2 separate regions of the Homo sapiens genome follow, and region 2 is linked to region 1. The links are chromatin loops, found by intact Hi-C in ENCODE. Cell type or tissue: heart left ventricle. All regions are shown on one strand. Each heading gives the region's core, and the rest is flanking DNA. Links, peaks and the distances in the headings are about the cores only.

Evidence for each region. Hi-C counts contacts between places; a loop is a spot of excess contacts. Peaks named below come from ENCODE experiments on the same cell type or tissue, not always from the same donor. Only the 100,000 strongest peaks of a DNase experiment are listed, where the experiment ranks them.
Region 2: it touches region 1 in a loop (1.9-fold over the local background); 7 of 110 quality-filtered maps call a loop at or near these places.

The regions. Positions count from the first base shown.
Region 1 is chr5:67,720,693-67,730,665 of GRCh38, reverse strand. No RefSeq gene overlaps it. Among named protein-coding and RNA genes, the nearest start is that of LINC02997, 68 kb to the left of the region's middle. In heart left ventricle, for the core only: no CTCF peak of the experiment used is centred there; no DNase peak of the experiment used is centred there.
Region 2 is chr5:67,769,405-67,779,377 of GRCh38, reverse strand. No RefSeq gene overlaps it. Among named protein-coding and RNA genes, the nearest start is that of LINC02997, 19 kb to the left of the region's middle. RefSeq lists a silencer at 4,903-5,197. In heart left ventricle, for the core only: no CTCF peak of the experiment used is centred there; no DNase peak of the experiment used is centred there; H3K27ac peaks cover 1,513 bases.

The sequences.
Region 1 (9,973 bases), core at 3,050-8,049:
GAGACATGGAAGATATAAAAAAAGAACCAAATCAATTTTTTTAAAAATATGGAAACTACAATGCCCAGTGTGAAAAAATAAACTGGATATGATAAACATCAAATTAGAAATGGCAGAAGAATAGTGAACTTGAAGATGTAGTAATAGAAAGCACTCAAAATTAAACATTCAGAAACAAAATAATTTTAAAAAGTAAAAAGAGTGTCCATGAGCTGTGAAACAACTTCAAACAGCCTAATACATGTGTAATTGAAGTCCCTGGAAGAGAATAGGTGACAGAAAAATATTCGAAGAAATAATGATAGCACTTTTTCCAAACTTGATGAAAACTGCAAATCATAGATCCAAGAAGCTACACAAGAACCAGCACAAAAAAAGAAAAAAAAAAAAAAAGCTACACCAAACCACATCATAATAAAATTGCCCAAAAACAGTGATAAAGAGAAAATTTGTAAAGCAACCAGAAAAAAATGATATAGTTATGTACAGAAAAACAAAGATAAGAAACAAAGTAGATTTTTCTAAAATCAGAAACAATGCAAGAAAACAGTGTTCCACATCCAAAAGAAAAAAAAAGTCAGCATAGAATTCTATGCCATGGGAAAATACCTTCCGGACACCAAGGCATAATAAAAACATTTTTAAACATACAAGAGCTGAAAGAATTCATCACCAGCAGAAATGAACTATAAGAAATGTGAAAGGATGTGCTTCAGATAGAAGGAAAATGATATCCCTGAAAATATGGATTTATACAAAGGAATAAAGAGCACTAAAATGGGATCAATATGAGTAAATACACAAGACTGTGTTCCTGTAATTTATATAACTTTAATAGAAAATTGGCTATTTAAACAAAACTAATCATATAGTATGCAGTTTATAAAAGATATGAAAATATGTTGAGACACACCAGTGGAACCAAGGCTCTGTAGAGAAAAATAAAAGCATACTGTTGTAAAGCTTCTTAAAATATCCATGAAGTGGCATAATATGGCTTGAAAATAGACTGTGACAAATTAACAATGTATACTATAAACCATAAAGTACCTACTAAACAAAACAAAGGGTTAGAACCAATAAGCCAACATAGGAGATAAAATGAGATAATAAAAAATGCTATGTTGATCAAAAAAGGGAGATAGAAAGGAAAAGGAGAATAAAGAATGAATGAGATTAATATAAAATAACATGATAGAATTATATCTAACCACCTCAATAACTGTACTAAATGAAAATGGATACCTCAATTAAAAGGATTGAACATAAGAGTCAAATATTTGCAGGGTATTCTTTTGACAGAAAAAAAGCTAATTCTAAAGCTCATCTGGAAATGTAAAGGGCCTAGATATCCAAAATGATTTTCAAAAAGAACAAAATTGGAGAATACTACTACCTGATTTTAAGATTTATTATAAAACTTCATTAATCAAGGCTGGATGGCATAGAAACATAAAGATAGACAAATAGATCAATGGAACAGAATAGAATAGAACAGAATTCAGGAAGTAATATTCCCATAGAATATTTTACAGGTCAGCCAAAATTTGGAGTGCCAAATTCTTTAGAATATATAAAAAAGCATTTTAGACCAGGAGAATTTGTTTTCTAACACAAGGACTATGGTGAGTAATTTTAGCTATGCCTAGAGGAATGAGTTACATTTGGAGCTTTCATTTAAATGGATGTTTATATATATATGTATCCATATATAAACACATATATAGGAATCTTATGTCTTATTCTCATCCTAGAAATGAAAGGAAGCACTATTCTGATTTAATTCATGAATAATCCCTCTGAAATTTTCCATAATTGTATTCAAAATGGCTTCACATTAAATAAATTCTATGTTTTCCTTTTGCTGTCAGAAATAAACTACTTTTACAGGGACATAATCCGCTGCAAACATTCACACTTATAATCACACTCATGCACACCCTGGTCTTTTCTGACAGCTTGCAAATATCTCTGCTCTTTACATGCAGCCTTCACAGTTACAAAGCTGAAATTTCTTTGGCCATTTCCTCTCATGTTTTTATAGCTCAGCTTTTCAAAGGGTTTTAAAAAATAGCTCAGACACACCTAAGAAAAATATGCATTTCTTTTCATTGCCTGGCTAAAGGCCAAAGCTTTTTAATAACCATTTACCAAGAAATCCGTGCTCTCAAGTGTACTGTGTATCAGCAGAGAGAAGATGCTCCTGATAGAGATTCACTTTTCTACCTTAAAAATCCCCTATCATCTTCTTATTTTCTTCTGCCCTTGTTGCACATAGACATTTGCTACCCGTAGAAAGAGCTATTTGGGTATTCCTATTCCATTGATGAATCTCTGGCTGATACCTGGTATCTGTTAGAACATACACAATACAAACCTCACCCCTGTAGCCTTACTCTTCATGAGCCTTGGAGGCCATACTAACTGAATAAAAATTTCTCTGTATCAGGAACAGTTTGTTCAACTTACTGAATGTCTTGGTTGGGATCCCCAAAAGCAATCCCCGAGTTGAGGATTTGTGTGCAAAGAATTGATTGAAGATATGCTGGAGACACTTGCAAAGGAATGCAGGCAGCAGAGGAGGGCAAGAGAAGGAGCCAAGCCAGGATGTGACTATAAGCAAAGTCTGGTGGAGGCTGGCTTCAGCCTGACCCTAAAGAGAAACTTAGGAGTGCGGTTTATGCCTCCAAGTTTTTCTTCTTTAAGATCAGGGAGCTGGGCTTTCATATTCTCACAGAGTCAGTAGTCACTCATTCCCTAAAGACCAGTTTCAGAGATATAAAACCCCAAGCATCTCCAGCTTTCTGAATATCTGGATGATGTGGCTCCAGATGTCACAGATTATCCCTCAAAGCAAATCAAGGTGTAGGTCATTAGAAGCAAAATCACACAGAAGTGGGGTGGGGGGTGTGGGGGGTGGTACACACTGCAAGGATCCTAGGGCCCAGGAGATCTGGCCAGACCACTAGCAGTGTCCTCAGCGCTTAACAAATACTCATCAAGTACCTGCTCTGTGCTTGGTGCTGTACACAATCTTGGAAACAAACTAGTGAGCAAATAATCCTCTGCCCATTACAGTTGAGTTGATGCAAAGACATTATTTCATTATTTTCTTATGGCTGAGTAGTATTCCACAGTGTATGTATGTGTATATATATGTAATATATAGATACACACACATATGTATTACATTTTCTTTATCCACTCATCAGTTGATGGGCACTAAGTTTGATTCCATATCTTTGCAGTTGTGAATCGGGCTGTAATAAACATACACATGCAGGGGTCTTTTTGATATAGCAATTTCTTTTCCTTTGGGTAGATACCCAGTAGTGGGATTGCTGGATTGAATGGTAGATCTACTTTTAGAAACTGGCCTTTTAAACAATCGCCCCAGGTGATGCTTATAGTTAGGTAAGTTTGGGAAACATCAACATCAATCATTCTTTATCCCATTACATTACCAGGCATCATAGGGTTAACTTTTTAAAATTCCATTGTTAAACTTTATTGGAATCTAACAGCCCTTTCTTTAGCCATAGGTAAGTGTCTACACACACACGTATGTGAAAGTGCAGCTTATGTAACAAGCATGGCTTTTCCCACCATTCAGCAAATCCAAGAACCAATACTAGGATCTTCTCTTATCACTAACCCTTCTCCAGAATTCAAGAACTTATACTTTCTTTTGAGTGTGACAGAAGGTTAAAAGTGACCTGAGTCATTCACAGAGTGTCAGCTAATTCTCAAGTGAGATACAGGCACACTGAATCTCAACTGATACCACCGTGGATCAGTCATATGATCCACGGTGATGATCCATGGTGGTGTGTGGGCAAGAACTGCCAGTGGGATGCCCTTTGCTTCCCATGATGAAAATAGCTGCCTCCTCCGCAGTGGCAATGGGCATTCCCAGTCCAAAAGCCAGAGGTCTGTGAGTGTTGGGTCAGTACCACGTAGTCTCTGGCTCTGACCACTGGCAGTCCCTGATATGCTCATTCTGTTAACAGCCTCCTCTCTGCTTGACTCCTCCCTATCTGACCTCCTCTAAAGTACTGCCTCATGACCTCTCTTTCTCCTTTCAGCACAGGTAAACCCCATCTAGAGTCTATCTTCTTTCTGTGGTGTGTGCCTGTGTTTGTATACATGCGTGTGATAAGCTCCTGTACTCCACTTCCCTTGGGGACTGTCTTCTCATTTTCTTGGCTTGGAAGGAATAAAAAATAAAAACCATAGAGGTTTACTCTTTATTTTCTTCTCTTTCTGCCATAACAGTCCTATTTTTCCTTTAGGAAGTATGAATACCCCTGGCTCTGCCTGATACTATGGTCGGGAAGTGCAGGAAAGAAAGCCATGCCCAAAGTTAAATATTTCATGGTCTTATCTTGCTACCTATATTTCTTCACTAGAAAGTAAGCTCCCTGAGGACAGAAATGATGTTCATTTTTTTGTTGTTGCACTTTAAGTGCTGGTACATAGTTTGGCATGGGTTAATAAATATGTGTTGAATTAATGTATAAATGACTATGTTTTCAGTCTTGACTCCTCTCCTGCCCTTTTTATGGTTGTAACTTACCTAATTTTTTTAAAGGCACTGCTCAAGCCTTATCTCTTCCAAGAAAACTTCCTTGAGTATCCTCACTTTTCTTTAACCTCAGCAATTTTATCTGTATCTCACAACATCTCCTTGTTTGTTATTTCTGTGATTTTTAGATTGTTTATTTGAGGCAAATGATTTCTAACAACTGTATAAGAAATACTGTAGTGAATTACACTCAAGCTGTTTCTCAGAAATCTCTCAAAGCAGACTTCTGGCATCTATCCAGGGTCTAATTCAAGAAAAGTAAGTTGGGTCAGAACAATGCTCTCTGGGTACACAGCTCTTTGACTCTTTGACTTGTCATTATTCTCTTATTTTTAATATGTGTCATGTTTCCTCACTTCCTTCAGGGACAAAGGATTATATGTTTTCATCAACAGAGATGAGCATGGCTCAGGGCACGTAGTAAATTCCCACTGATTATTTGATAGATTTTTTTTTTTTCAGACAGAGTTTCACTCTTGTTGCCCAGGCTGGAGTGCAATGGCACTATCTTGGCTCACGACAACCTCCACCTCCCAGGTTCAAGCGATTCTCCTGCCTCAGCCTCCCAAGTAGCGGGATTACAGGCGTGCACCACTGCACCAGGCTAATTTTGCACTTTTAGTAGAGATGGGGTTTCTCCATGTTGGTCAGGCTGGTGTCGAACTCCCAACCTCAGGTGATCCTCGCTCCTCAGCTTCCCAAAGTGCTGCGATTACAGGCATGAGCCACTGCGCCAGCCTACTTGATAGATTTTAAAGATGCTAGGGCTATTTCAGAGACTCCAGTATTTTTTACATAGACAGTTCTATTGCAAATGTGTCCCTCTTAATGATTTAATGTGTCCCTTAAATCATTAAGTTGTGATTATAATGTTCTGTGGACGGTAAAAGAAAGTGTGTACAACTGCAAACATGCTCCCCTATCCTTCCTCAGGATATAAGTGATAATTAAAGTCCATGAAAATGCTTAATTACACCTTAAGGAGGTGTTTCTATTTGCTCTGAAACTTTGCGTTTGACAAAGAATTAAAATTCAAGAATGCTTGGGCTCTTGAATGTTCTTTTCCTTTTCAAAACTTTGTCTCAGCTCGTAGCTGCCTTGGCAAATTTTTGCCAGCCACTGAAGGAAGAAGAATATTTTTATCGCAGCATTTGCTGCTGTTTCAGAAATGAAAACATGAATGTTTCAGTGAAGAGGCACTGGCACTGGCAGCAGGACTCAAATCTCAGGAGATGACTTTTCTTATGCAGCAATCTTCTTTAATATTGAAAAATGAAACAATAATATTGCTGGGATTTCTGCTAAAATCCAGTAAACTATAAGATCTTTTATGAAAAGAAGCAAAAGATAATAAAAGAAAAATAAAAGCATCATTAAACAATCAGTGAAGCCTGTCCTAATGAGGGAACAAGGCTTTGATTCTCTACCCTAAGATCTGGCAGTGCTAGTTGGAAATGAAATGATGCAGAGCTGTATAATACAAAGCCCAAGCACAGTCTCCTTTTACCACACATCCCTTGTCTCAGAATTTTATATTCTTGAACTCTGGTGTGCTTCTCTGGTAAAGAAAACACATGCATGCTGTTAGTGGTTTCTCTACAATTATAAAGCAATTAGAATTGTTGAGCGCTATTTTAATAGAGGCTGTTTAGACATGTACTTTAACAAAGATTTAAAAGGGATCACAGACATTTGAAGGACAGTGGCTTTTGAGTGTATTTTCTCAAATTTCTGATGGCGTATTTTAATTTCTTTACAAAAAGGCTGTAGTTTGTGGCTTGAAAATAGTTTAGAAGGAAGGGTCATTTTATAAAAATGCTCTTAACTGAAAAATTGTGCATTTGGTGAACAAGTCACTTTGACTCAGATGAATTTTACAAGTATTTTGATTCTTCTGAGCTTTGGAGATTTCTACGTGCCTGACCACTGGGAGGAATTGGATTAGACTGGGTAGAAAGCATCACTCATGGCAATATGTGCTCTCCATTACAGGAGCTGACCTTTGTTCTGTTGGGGACACCAGCCAGATTCTAATGGATAGTGTTTTTCACATCCTCAGCTCATCAGCCAACTGACAGAGATAATCCAGGACCATTAGTTAAAAAAAGAATCATTATCTTTTGGTTAATCTGAATAAAGTGAAAAAAAAAAAGGTGCCAGTGACAGACCAAGGGCTTTACAAACTGTAGTTAAAGAAATATTAGGAAAAATTAGGAATCCAACTTACAAGGGATGCGAAGGACCTCTTCAAGGAGAACTATAAACCACTGCTCAATGAAATAAAAGAGGATACAAACAAATGGAAGAACATTCCATGCTCATGGGTAGGAAGAATCAATATCGTGAAAATGGCCATACTGCCCAAGGTAATTTATAGATTCAATGCTATCCCCATCAAGCTACCAATGACTTTCTTCACAGAATTGGAAAAAACTACCTTAAAGTTCACATGGAACCAAAAAAGACCCTGCATTGCCAAGTCAATCCTAAGCCAAAAGAACAAAGCTGGAGGCATCACACTACCTGACTTCAAACTATACTACAAGGCTACAGTAACCAAAACAGCATGGTACTGGTACCAAAACAGAGATATAGATCAATGGAACAGAACAGAGCCCTCAGAAATAAGGCCGCATATCTACAACTATGTGATCTTTGACAAACCTGAGAAAAACAAGCAATGGGGAAAGGATTCCCTATTTAATAAATGGTGCTGGGAAAACTGGCTAGCCATGCGTAGAAAGCTGAAACTGGATCCCTTCCTTACACCTTATACAAAAATTAATTCAAGATGGATTAAAGACTTAAATGTTAGACCTAAAACCATAAAAACCCTAGAAGAAAACCTAGGCATTACCATTCAGGACATAGGCATGGGCAAGGACTTCATGTCTAAAACACCAAAAGCAATGGCAACAAAAGCCAAAATTGACAAATGGGATCTAATTAAACTCAAGAGCTTCTGCACAGCAAAAGAAACTACCATCAGAGTGAACAGGAAACCTACAAAATGGGAGAAAATTTTCGCAACCTACTCATCTGACAAAGGGCTAATATCCAGAATCTACAATGAACTCAAACAAATTTACAAGAAAAAAACAAACAACCCCATCAAAAAGTGGGCAAAGGATATGAAGAGACACTTCTCAAAAGAAGACATTTATGCAGCCAAAAGACACATGAAAAAATGCTCATCATCACTGGCCATCAGAGAAATGCAAATCAAAACCACAATGAGATACCATCTCACACCAGTTAGAATGGCAATCATTAAAAAGTCAGGAATCAACAGGTGCTGCAGAGGATGTGGAGAAATAGGAACACTTTTACACTGTTGGTGGGACTGTAAACTAGTTCAACCATTGTGGGAGTCAGTGTGGCGATTCCTCAGGGATCTAAAACTAGAAATACCATTTGACCCAGTCATCCCATTACTGGGTATATACCCAAAGGATTATAAATCATGCTGCTATAAAGACACATGCACACGTATGTTCATTGTGGCACTATTCACAATAGCAAAGACTCGGAAGCAACCCAAATGTCCAACAATGATAGACTGGATTAAGAAAATGTGGCACATATACACCATGGAATACTATGCAGCCATAAAAATTGATGAGTTCATGTCCTTTGTAGGGACATGGATGAAATTGGAAATCATCATTCTCAGTAAACTATTGCAAGGACAAAAAGCCAAACACCGCATGTTCTCACTCACAGATGGGAATTGAACAATGAGAACACATGGACACAGGAAGGGGAACATCACACTCTGGGGACTGTTGTGGGGTCGGGGGAGGGGGGAGGGATAGCTTTAGGAGATATACCTAATGCTAAATGACAAGTTAATGGGTGCAGCACACCAGCATGGCACATGTATACATACGTAACTAACCAGCACATTGTGCACATGTACCCTAAAACTTAAAGTATAATAATAATAATTAAAAAATATATATATATATAGTACAATATTAAACTAGAAATTTTCCATTGGTTAAAAAAAAAATATTTAGTCAAACCCAAAGTTGCAAGGAAAGTGACAGATAATGTCGTGCAGAAAGGATTCCATGCTTTTCTTCACAGAAAACAAAAACCAGTAAGGTTAGTGTAATAATTTTTCTGATGATCATTCAAAGATATATCTGAGAAAAAGAAAAAAAACCATCAAACTAATCAAAAGTAAAGTCATAATATCTGGTACCTTGGGAAGAAATAGATTCTAGTTTCTTTATTGTGCTGTAGGCTAGATAAACAAGTGTGAGATAGACTGGGAAAACAACAATACTTAAAAGCAGATTTCCAATGTTCTTATCATTAGATGGACATAATCATACCAACAATGAAAATAAGCACTGTTTCACTAGGTCACAGGGACAAGAACTTCAGCTTGAAATGATGAAAAGCCAGAGTAGTTTGATGAGTACTGGGTCATGGTCCTAAAAGGTATTTGGCAATTGTGTCCTGTTACTTGTTTCTATTTTTATTTGACATTCACCTTCACGTATTTCTCTGTCATGGCAAAAAAATGTAGGTAATTTGCATGGTATAAGAAATAACTTATGAGCTTCTATAACTAAACTTCAAAAATAGCAATGGCTGAAACAGGTTAGAGAAGAGTTTCCCTTTTGTGTAATAGTTTGAACACAGTGGAGATGGTAACTGCAACCCGGACTGTTAATTTTTTGACCTGCCATCTTCAACTGTCACTGTCCATTTGAGTTCTAAAATGACGACCGTAGCTCCTGCCTTCATATTCTCTTTCCTGCCAGCCAAAAAGGGAATAGGGTGAGAAAAGGGCCTGTCCCTTTTCTTTAAGGGCAGGTTTCAGAGCCTTTACACATCACTTTGATTCATGTTCATTTGGCCCAAACCAAATGAGTGTGGTAACATGACCACACTCGGCTGAAAAATGTAGTCTTTTAACGCGAAGCTATGTGCCATGGTAAAACAGTGGTTCTACTTTTATTTCTAATGTCCAGTTCTCTTTATGCGTTTTTAGTATTTCATCTGAATTTCAGGGCTTTTATTATTTTAGGGATAAAACTTACTTTGAGATACACTTTATGTACTTTGATTACATTACAATGTGTCTTCCTGTATCAATTTATTAATCACTGACAGCTACTACATTACACTAATAACATTACTTGTCCAACTTTGTTAATTCCTCCAATGGATATTGCTGGTGTTAGGCTAAATTTTTATAATATTTTTGTTATAACATTTAACACAATGCTAAAGTCCCATCAAACAGTGTCCTTTAGAGTCTTGAATTGTTGGATTTGCTATTTGAGTGTGTGTGTAGGTGTGTGCATGTGTGTATCAATAAAAGATATCCTTTTGTTTTTGATGGAGAGGGGATGGGTGCGGTAATTTAAAAGA
Region 2 (9,973 bases), core at 1,802-6,801, 50 kb before region 1:
ATCCCATTTGTCAATTTTGGTTTTTGTTGCCATTGCTTTTGGTGTTTGAGACATGAAGTCCTTACCCATGCCTATGTCCTGAATGGTATTGCCTAGGTTTTCGTCTAGGGTTTTTATGGTTTTAGGTCTAACATTTAAGTCTTTAATCCATGTTGAATTAATTTTTGTATAAGGTGTAAGGAAGGGATCCAGTTTCAGCTTTCTACATATGGCTAGCCAGTTTTCCCAGCACCATTTATTAAATAGGGAATCCTTTCCCCATTTCTTGTTTTTGTCAGGTTTGCCAAAGATCAGATAGTTGTAGATATGCAGCAATACTTCTGAGGCCTCTGTTCTGTTCCATTGGTCTATATCTCTGTTTTGGTACCAGTATCATGCTGTTTTGGTTACTGTAGCCTTGTAATATGGTTTGAAGACAGGTAGCGTGATGCCTCCAGCTTTGTTCTTTTGGCTTAAGATTGACTTGGTCGAGACCATCCCGGCTAAAATGGTGAAACCCCGTCTCTACTAAAAATACAAAAAATTAGCCGGGCGTAGTGGCGGGCGCCTGTAGTCCCAGCTACTTGGGAGGCTGAGGCAGGAGAATGGCGTGAACCCGGGAGGCGGAGCTTGCAGTGAGCCGAGATCCCGCCACTGCACTCCAGCCTGGGCGACAGAGCGAGACTCCGTCTCAAAAAAAAAAAAAAAAAAAGATTGACTTGGCAATGCAGGCTCTTTTTTGGTTCCATATGAACTTTAAAGTAGTTTTTACCAATGCCATCACAGCAACATTTTCAGTCTAAGCTATTGTAGAACCTTGTCACATACACATCAAGAGATTGAGTCTATTTTCTCCAGCCTTGAAGTTTGGGAGACTATGGAACTGCTCTAATGAGTAGGACACTATGAAAGTGGTACTGTATGAATTTCAAGGCTAAGGCAATACGGCTTCTGTTTGCCTGTCTCATTCTTGGTACATTTGCCTTGAGAACATAGCCATCATGCTGTGAGGAAGCCCAAAGTAGCCTACACAGAGAAACTACATGGAAAAAAATACAAAAAGAGAAACTGAGGCCCTCAGCCAATGGCCACATTCCCAGGAGACCTTTTAAAATGTGGGACAGAGATAAACTCTCCCTACTTAGAATACCCATACTACCCAAAGCAATCTACAGATTCAATGAAACCTCAATCAAAATACCAATGACATTCTTCACAGAAATAGCAAAAATGATCCTCAAATTCATATGGAACCACAAAAGACCCAGAACAGCCAATGCTATCCAGAGAAAAAGAACAAAACTAGAGGAATCACATTACCTGACTGAAATGATACTACAGAGCTACAATAACCCAAATGGCATGGTACTGGCATAAAAACAGACACATAGACCAATGGAACAGAACAGACAATGCAGAAAAATATTTGTACATCTACAGCGAACTCATTTTCAACAAATGTGCCAAGAACAGATATTCAGAAAAGGACAGTCTCTTCAATAAATTGTACTGGGAAAACTGGATATCCATATGCAGAAAAATAAAACTAGAACCCTATCTCTCACTACATACGTAAAGCAAATCAAAATGGATTACAGACTTATATCTAAGACCTCAAATTATGAAACTACTAAAAGAAAACATTGAGAAACTCTCCAGGATGTTGGGCTGGGCAAATATTTCTTGAGTAGTACCCCAAAAGCACAGGCAACCAAAGCAAAAATGGACAAATGTGATCACATCAAATTAAAAAGCTTTTGCACAGGGCAGGAAACAATCAACAAAGTGAAGAGACAACCCACAGAATGGGAGAAAATATTTGCAAAGTATCCAGGGACAAAGGATTAATAACCAGAATATATAATATCAATGGTCATCAGAAAAAATGCAAATTGAACTACAATGAGCTATTATCTTACCCCAGTTAAAATGGCTTTTATCCAAGACAGGCAATAACAAATGCTGGCGAGAATGTGCAGAAAAGGGAACCCTTGCACACTGTTGGTGGGAATTAGTACAACCACTATACAGAACGGTTTGGAGGTTCCTCAAGAAACTAAAATTAGAACTATCATACGATTCAGCAATCCCACTGATAGGTATATACTTAAAAGAAAGGATATTAGTATACTGCAGAGATATCTGCCCTCCCATGTTTACTGCAGTACTATTCACAATAACTAATATTTGGAAGTAACCTAAGTGTCCACCAACAGATGAATGGATAGAGAAAATGTGGTACATATACACAATGGAGTACTATTCAGCCATAAAAAACAGTGATATCCTGTCATTTGCAACAACATGGATGGATCTGGAGGTCACTATGTTAAGTGTAATAAACCAGGCACAGAAAAACAAACTTTGCATGTTCTCACTCATTTGTGGGAGCTAAATAATTAAAACAATTGAACTCATGGAGATAGGGAGTAGAATGATGGTTACCAGAGGCTGGAAAGAATAGTGGGGTGGTGGAGGCAGGGTAGAGTAGGGATTGTTAGTGAGTACAAAAATTAGTTAGATCGAATGAAGATCTAGTATTTGATAACACAACAGGGTGACAATAGTCAACAATAATTTATTGTACATTTTAAAGTAACTAAAAGAGTATAATTGGACTGTTTGTAACACACAAAAAAGGATAAATGCATTGTGTGCCTGTATAAAAATATCTCATATACTCCATAAATAAATACACCTACTATGTACCCACAAATATTAGACACACACAGATACATGCATGCACTGACTCACAAAACTTTCTAAAATGCTCTGCTTAAATTCTTAACCCACAGAATCCGTGAACAAAATACTGATTTCTTATGCCACTAAGTTTTGGAGAAACTTTTATAGCACTATATTTTGTAGAACAGTTATTATATTTAACTACTATTAAGAAGATTTTGGTAACTAATATTAATTATAGTAATAATAGAAGAAAAATGGAGGGTAGTAAGTAGAAGTTGTTTAGTAGCTAGTTTTTTGCTTGATTTGGGAGAAGGGTAAAGATATTTAATAAACTCGGGCTTTGATAAGATTTTATAGTTAAGTTTGTAGGCTAAGCTTTTGAAAACAACCATTAAAAGAACAGAAATTTAATAAATGAATCCAATCCAGAAATGAAGGAAAAGAAAGGAGGTAATAATGAAAATTTCATACATGTATACAATCAGAAACAAACAACACAACATAACAATAATTGACTGATTCACATTTCTTTTCAAATTATCAGAATTCTAATTGATTTAGGCTACATTAAATTAAAAAATGCAAAGAGTAATAAGAATAATACTCCATGTCTTAGATTTTTAGATATTATACGTTTTAGAAAGTTTTGGTCTTTTCAGGTATGTAATTCACCAGGTAGGTTTTAACCCTTAGACTTTTAGAGGATACTGTGTATAGACAGAGTTGAAGGCCAGAGAAAAGTGAGTTTTATTAAACCATGTATCAGCATATTTTAGTTAGAAAATAGTGTCACCATAGTGATTGTTCATATTAGTTTTCCTTGGCCAGACTCGGTGGCTCACGCCTGTAATCCCAGCACTTTGGGAGGCCAAGGCAGGCAGATCACGAGGTCAGGAATTCAAGACCAGCCTGACCAACAATACAAAACACAAAAATTAGCCGGGCATGGTGTTGGATGCCTGTAATCCCAGCTACTCAGGAGGCTGAGGCAGGAGAATCGTTTGAACCTGGGAGGCAGAGGTTGCAGTGAGCTGAGATAGCACCACTGCACTCCAGCCTGGGTGACAGAGTGATACTCCATCTCAAAAAAAAAAAAAATAGCTTTCCTTTATTATTATTATTATTATTATCATTATTATTATTACTATTATTACTATTATTTTTGAAACTGAATCTTGCTCTGTCTCCCAGGCTGGAGTGCAATGGCATGATCTCAGCTCACTGCAACCTCCATCTCCCAGGTTCAAGTGATTTCCAGCTAATTTTTGTATTTTTAGTAGAGATGGGGTTTCACCATGTTGGCCAGGCTGGTCTCAAACTCCTGACCTCAAGCGATCCAACCGCCTCAGCCTCCCAAAGTGCTGCGATTACAGGCATAAGCCACCATGCCTGGCCTTAAAATTAGCTTTCTAAATCCCTCTACTGGAAATACATGGTAGGAAAGTAGTCCAAATAGTTTATTATAAATCACACAATAACTGATTTATTAAGAAAATGGCGGCAGTCTTCCCTCGGCCAGATACAGTTGTTTGTTAATCCACCTTATTTTTATTTAGATGACACACACACAAAATAGCTGCCATTTGTTACAGACAGCATTGGACTCAATTTGCCAACACATTTCACCAATTGTTTACCATTGTTCTCTGCATCTTTGTCTCTCCCTTTGTGCTTCCATCAGATGCAGTAATGAATGCATGCTGCAGGCACACTCTAGAATAGAGAAAAAAGGAGAAGTCACAGTTCTGTGATTTTAAGCTGTGTGCTCTTTTCTACTCTTCTCATCTGTACGCCAATGGGATCCAGCAAAGATGGGTGCCAGAACAAAGCAAAGCGGAAGAGGATGCCAGAGGGAAACCATGATAACTTTGTGGGGTTTTTTTTTTTTTTTTTTGCATTACAAGATAACTTTTTCTTTTCCTTTAAGACGTTTAATAGCATTTACTAAGATATCACTTGTTTGTCTTCATTCATATATTGCTCTATACTGAGTTAACCATAATTGTATGTGTCTTATCTTTTTATTTAGACTGTGTGCCCTCTGAGAAAAAGTATTTTTTAAATACTAGTATTTCTGGCATTTAATATTGTGTTGAAACATAGGAAATACAACAATGTTTGATGAATAAATAAATGCCACAGATGAGAAAGAAACTTTCTCATAATTTTCTCTATAATGAATTTGCTCTATAAAATGAGATTAAGAAGTCCACCCAAGGAATTTAATGACAGAAGTGGAACAAGAAACCAAAGACCTTGGCCTCCCTTCACCCCTCAAATCCAGCACTTTCCACAGTACCACACTCAAAATTCAGAAAGCTCAGGCTTGGAAGCCTTCAGATGCCTTCCTGGCAGGACTGTGTTAGGCACACCAGAATTGCATGAGACGACGCCTATGGTCTGTGCTGTTATGAAATATCATAACAGTGATCCAGTGGCTTTGATGTCTGCCAACAATTGCAAGTAAAGAAAGTGGTTTAATGACACAGGCATACTGTGAGCAAAATCCTTAGGTTGGCTCCTTTTGCCCTATAATATTTGTATGTGTAAGGAAACCTTTTACCCCTTCTACAGCTCTCTCTTTCCTTGAAAAGTCCCAAATATTAACCCTGAGAGATGACTTTCTACTTGCCACTGTAGAAAGAGTACTTACTTATCTGATATTACATACCACTCCTTCTTTGTCTCTGTGTTAATAACTTAATAATCTTGGGTGCACTTCCTGGAGTCCATAGACAAGAGGTAATAATTTTTCTCCTCACCATTATTCCTTTTCTGTTTTGTAAACTTACCCAGTATAGTACAATGATCTTCAACACCAAAAATTAGTTGGCAACTAAGTTGTAAGTTATGAATAATCCCCCAGTTATTTCCTCTGGGTAGGTTCATTGATTAGGATGTATTTTTCTCTTTCAACCTTATCTTTTAAAGGTCTTGTGAAGTTTTACCTTACATTTATTGCCCAGCAGACTAGAAAGACAGGAGAGAAGTGGTGGCAAGAAGAGCTGAATGGAATCGTTGATTATAATTGACAAAGAACTGCAGTGTGTGTGCAGAAAACAAAGAGACCTTTGTGTTGGTGGGAAGCATGTGACCGGCCGCCCTAATTTGGTCAGAGCTGTTCCATTTGCTCATCTACTTCTCTGGATGTTCTTCAAGATTCTGATTGAACCTGGTCTTTTCCACAACCTTTCCCATTTTCCCTGAGTCATCTTAGGGGATAAGAGCAAGAGAAGACTCCTGTTAACAGCCATATGATTCACCCTTCAGGCCTTTCCCTCAATTTTCTAAAACATAGTCTTGAAATAGTTTTGATCATGGATTAAATCAGTACAACATATACCCCATTTGTAAGTTATCCTCATGTACTGCCTATTCTGATACTTTATGCTAATATATTATGTAACATAAAACACACAAAAATTAGATTTAAAAAGATGAAAAATGAATGCAAATAGCAATTTTCTTAGTATTTTTCCTCTGCACCCTAATGCATCACCTTGTATACCTCCAGGGTGTTTACACCCTATTTTGGAGGCTCTTACCAAAAGATACTTATGAGTTGACCAAAGACAAATACAGTCCAATCTGAGAAGCTGCATCCTCTTTTTGAGGTCATTTGGGATTGTGACAACCAGGCAGCTTCCTCATGTTTCTGGATACTGCTGGGAAGACTGTTCCAAAAGGTACCCAAAAGCAAATACCCAACCCCAGTGTTCTAGAGACCAAAAATCTAGTCCCAGCCCTATCATTAACCAGCTCTACAACTCTAAGAAACTCATTTAAACTCTCTGAATTTGTCATTGGTGAAACAAAAACAAAAACGAAAAAACTTTCTTGCCCATTTCACCTAATTGCTATAAATATCAAAGACGGCAAGGGATTTGCAAGAATTTCTAAAAGAATAACACAGAATACAACTATAAGGTAGTATTGTTATTATTTTTAAAGATAGTGGAAGGAAGGAATATCCTACCTGCTCCCCTGCCCTCTGCACTGTTCATTGCATCAACAAAACTAACTCAATGCAGACACCCTCCCTCTTGCCCTCCTGTACTGTGTAAATGATCACTGGTGAAAATTGAAGCTGTTTAGTTTTAGATTTTAGTGAATACTTTCCCAACTCTTCCTCCCAAGATTTTAGAATCATAAAAGGTAAGAGGAAGATAATAATTTTAGAGTTGAAGGTAGCTGAAAGATTATCCCAGCTAGTATTCTTATTTTGTGGATGAAAATATTGAAGCTGAGTGAATTTCAGAGAGGCTAAATGATTTCTCCAGGATCACACAGCTAGGAAAGGAGCCACATCAGACCCTGAGAGCCATATTGGAACCTATTTTGGAATCCTTTTTTTTTTTTTCCTACAATGCTGCTACGGTTCCTTTCCTTCTTTCCATGCTGACTGCCAGGGCTGCTTCACATCATTATGGTACTCTAGTCAATCATTTATAATTCCTCTTCAGCTGTGTTTCTCTCAGGAGCAAACTATGTCTGTATTCTCCATTGCAAAAGATTCTCTTCTTTTGCATCCATATCTTTAAGTCTTACAAGTCAATTCCATCCCCCTAAACTGTCTCCAATTCTTTCTTACTGTTATTCAACTCCTACTCTGATCACCTCGTTAGCTACCCGTGATGTTTCCTTGTCAGGAAAGGACTGTGGATTAGATGGCCAGAGGTGGCCATTTAACTTGTCACGGAAGGCGTCTGCCTCTTCCAGAGCACTGACAGCTGTTGTGTCAGTCACACAAGGTAAAATAACCTTCTCACAGAGTAAAAATAAAATGGTAAACATAACCTTCTTACACAAGTCTCACACCAAAAGTAGGCGTGAATATTTTGGAGAGAATTTAGAAACGGGTGATAGAGATGGCACAGGCAGAAGCTGGTTAGATGGATATGTGTCCCTCCCTTCCAGGGTTTTTGTTTCTAACCAGGAGGTTAGAAACCATCCTTTTTCTTCTTTTTTCCCTTTCTTCCTTTGGCACCAGCCACTCCCGACCTCCCAAATACCCACCCAAATCCATCTCAGATTTAATGTGAAATTATGTTCATGTTGTATTTTCAATGGTTCCTGTTTTCTTCTACCTAGATCACTTTTAGGTATTTAATGGTCAAATATTCTCTATGAGTAAGATAGATTAAATCTCAGGATCCATGCTTCTAATGGGGCAAAAGTGAATTACTGAACACATTTAATAAAATGTCTCAGAAGGAAGCCTTGGCCCAAGTCATCACTGTAAGATGAGTAGCCAGAGATCTGAAGCAAAGAGCTGGCAAGATTTTTTGTGATTTCCATTTATTCTTGGCTTTGTTTTTATCAAACGTCCACTTGGGGTGTAATAGGATCAGAATGCAAATAGATCACCAGCATGACTTTTGAGAACAAAGAAAAATTTATATATACTCTGTTACCAATTTGTCTTTTAGGAATATCTGGCCATTTAAATATTTATGTCACCCAGTTTGTACGTGGAAGAAAGGCCAGCATTTTCTAGTTTGTTTTTCCCCCACCTGAGTGTTATGTGGTACATCTGACACCAGAGCACCTACTGAGGCTCCTAGCATAGGGCAGGTGTTCCATAAATGATTACTAAGTTTAACTGACTTGTGTTCAAAACCCTGATAACTGCAGTCAAAAAGCTGAAACGTTTCTCTTTGTCTAAATGTTAATGTTAAACACAATGCGAGCTCAAGATAAAAAAAAAAAGTAGAAAATGGTGAGTTAGAGGAAGGGGAGATAGGACAGCAGACATCATGCTCTGAGAACTAGTCTAAAATGTCGCAAGAGGTGGATGGCATGAAAGGCCAGTGTTTCCTGGAATGTGTCATAAGACTCTGAAGATAAGAGATCTGCTAAATAGTCACTAAAGGGAAGTGAACCTTGAGCACAAAAGATGTAGGAGGTAGAGGGGTAAGCCCGGAGGTTGCTGCAGCCAGGAAGGAGCCTGGATTTGCCCCACCCATCACCTCCTCTGCCTTCACTCCCATTCTAGACCCCACACGTTGGCTCATGTTCAGTGCAGGTACAGGGTACAGGCTGAGTGCTTTCCAGGCTCACCCTGCCAGAGTTTACCAGGCAGAAAGGAGAAGCAGGGAATGACTCCTTGCTTCTCCACCTCTCACTCCACCCCTGCCAGAAATTTAAAATATTTGATGGCAAAGAAACAATCTTTCCAACTGCTGAACTCTGACACTGCGTACAACATTGTCCAAACACTTCTGCTGCTGGCCTTTGTTAGAGGTTTTTTGCTCTGAAGCCACACAGGTCCCTATGTATGTGTTTGGGCCAGAGGCAGGGGTGGGCAGTGAGCTTTAACCTTGAACCACATTTACTTTACTAATAAGAATTCTTTCTTTTTCTTTTCTTTGTTTCTTTTTTTTTTTTTTTTTTGAGACAGAGTCTTGCTCTTCACCCAGGCTGGAGTGCAGTGGTGCAATCTCAGCTCACTGTCTCAGCTCACTGCAACCTCTACTTCTCGGGTTCAAGTGATTCTTCTGCCTCAGGCTCCTGAGTAGCTGGGATGACAGCTGTGTACCACCATGCCCAGGCAATTTTTGTATTTTTAGTAAAGACGGGGTTTCGCCATGCTGGCCAGGCTGGTCTCAAACTCCTCAAGTGATCCACTTGCCTTGGTGATATGGATTGTCTGTGTCCCGGCCCAAACCTCATCTTGAATCGTAGCTCCCATAATTCCCACATGTTGTAGGAGGGACTCTGTGGGAGATAATTGAATCATGAGGGCAGTTTCTCCCATACTGTTCTTGTGGTAGTGAATAAGTCTCATGAGATCTGATGTTTTTATATGGGGTTTCCCCTTTCACTTAGCTCTCAATTCTATCTTGCCTGCTGCCATGTAAGACGTGCCTTTTACCTTCTGCCATGATTGTGAGGCATCCCCAGCCATATGGAGCTGTGAGTCTACTAAACCTCTTTTTCTTTTTAAATTACCCAGTCTCTGGTATGTCTTTATCAGCAGTATGAAAACGGACTAGTACACACAGCCTCTCAAAGTGCTGGGATTACAAGCGTGAGCCATCATGCCTGGCCAGAATTCTTAACTTCTGATGGTAACTAGGTTTACATTGGAGCACATGGTAATTAGTGAATTTTCTAAGATAGTGTATTTGGAAAAAAGATCAAACAAACAAAAACGAAAACTTATGTCAACATTTAAAACTAACCTTGAAGGCTACTTTAACATTATAAAAAGATTTCACAATAAAATAAGTGTTTTAAAACTTTCACAGATATATTTACAGGACACTGCCAGACACCTTTCTGCCTGCCTTAGTCGAATGCTTTT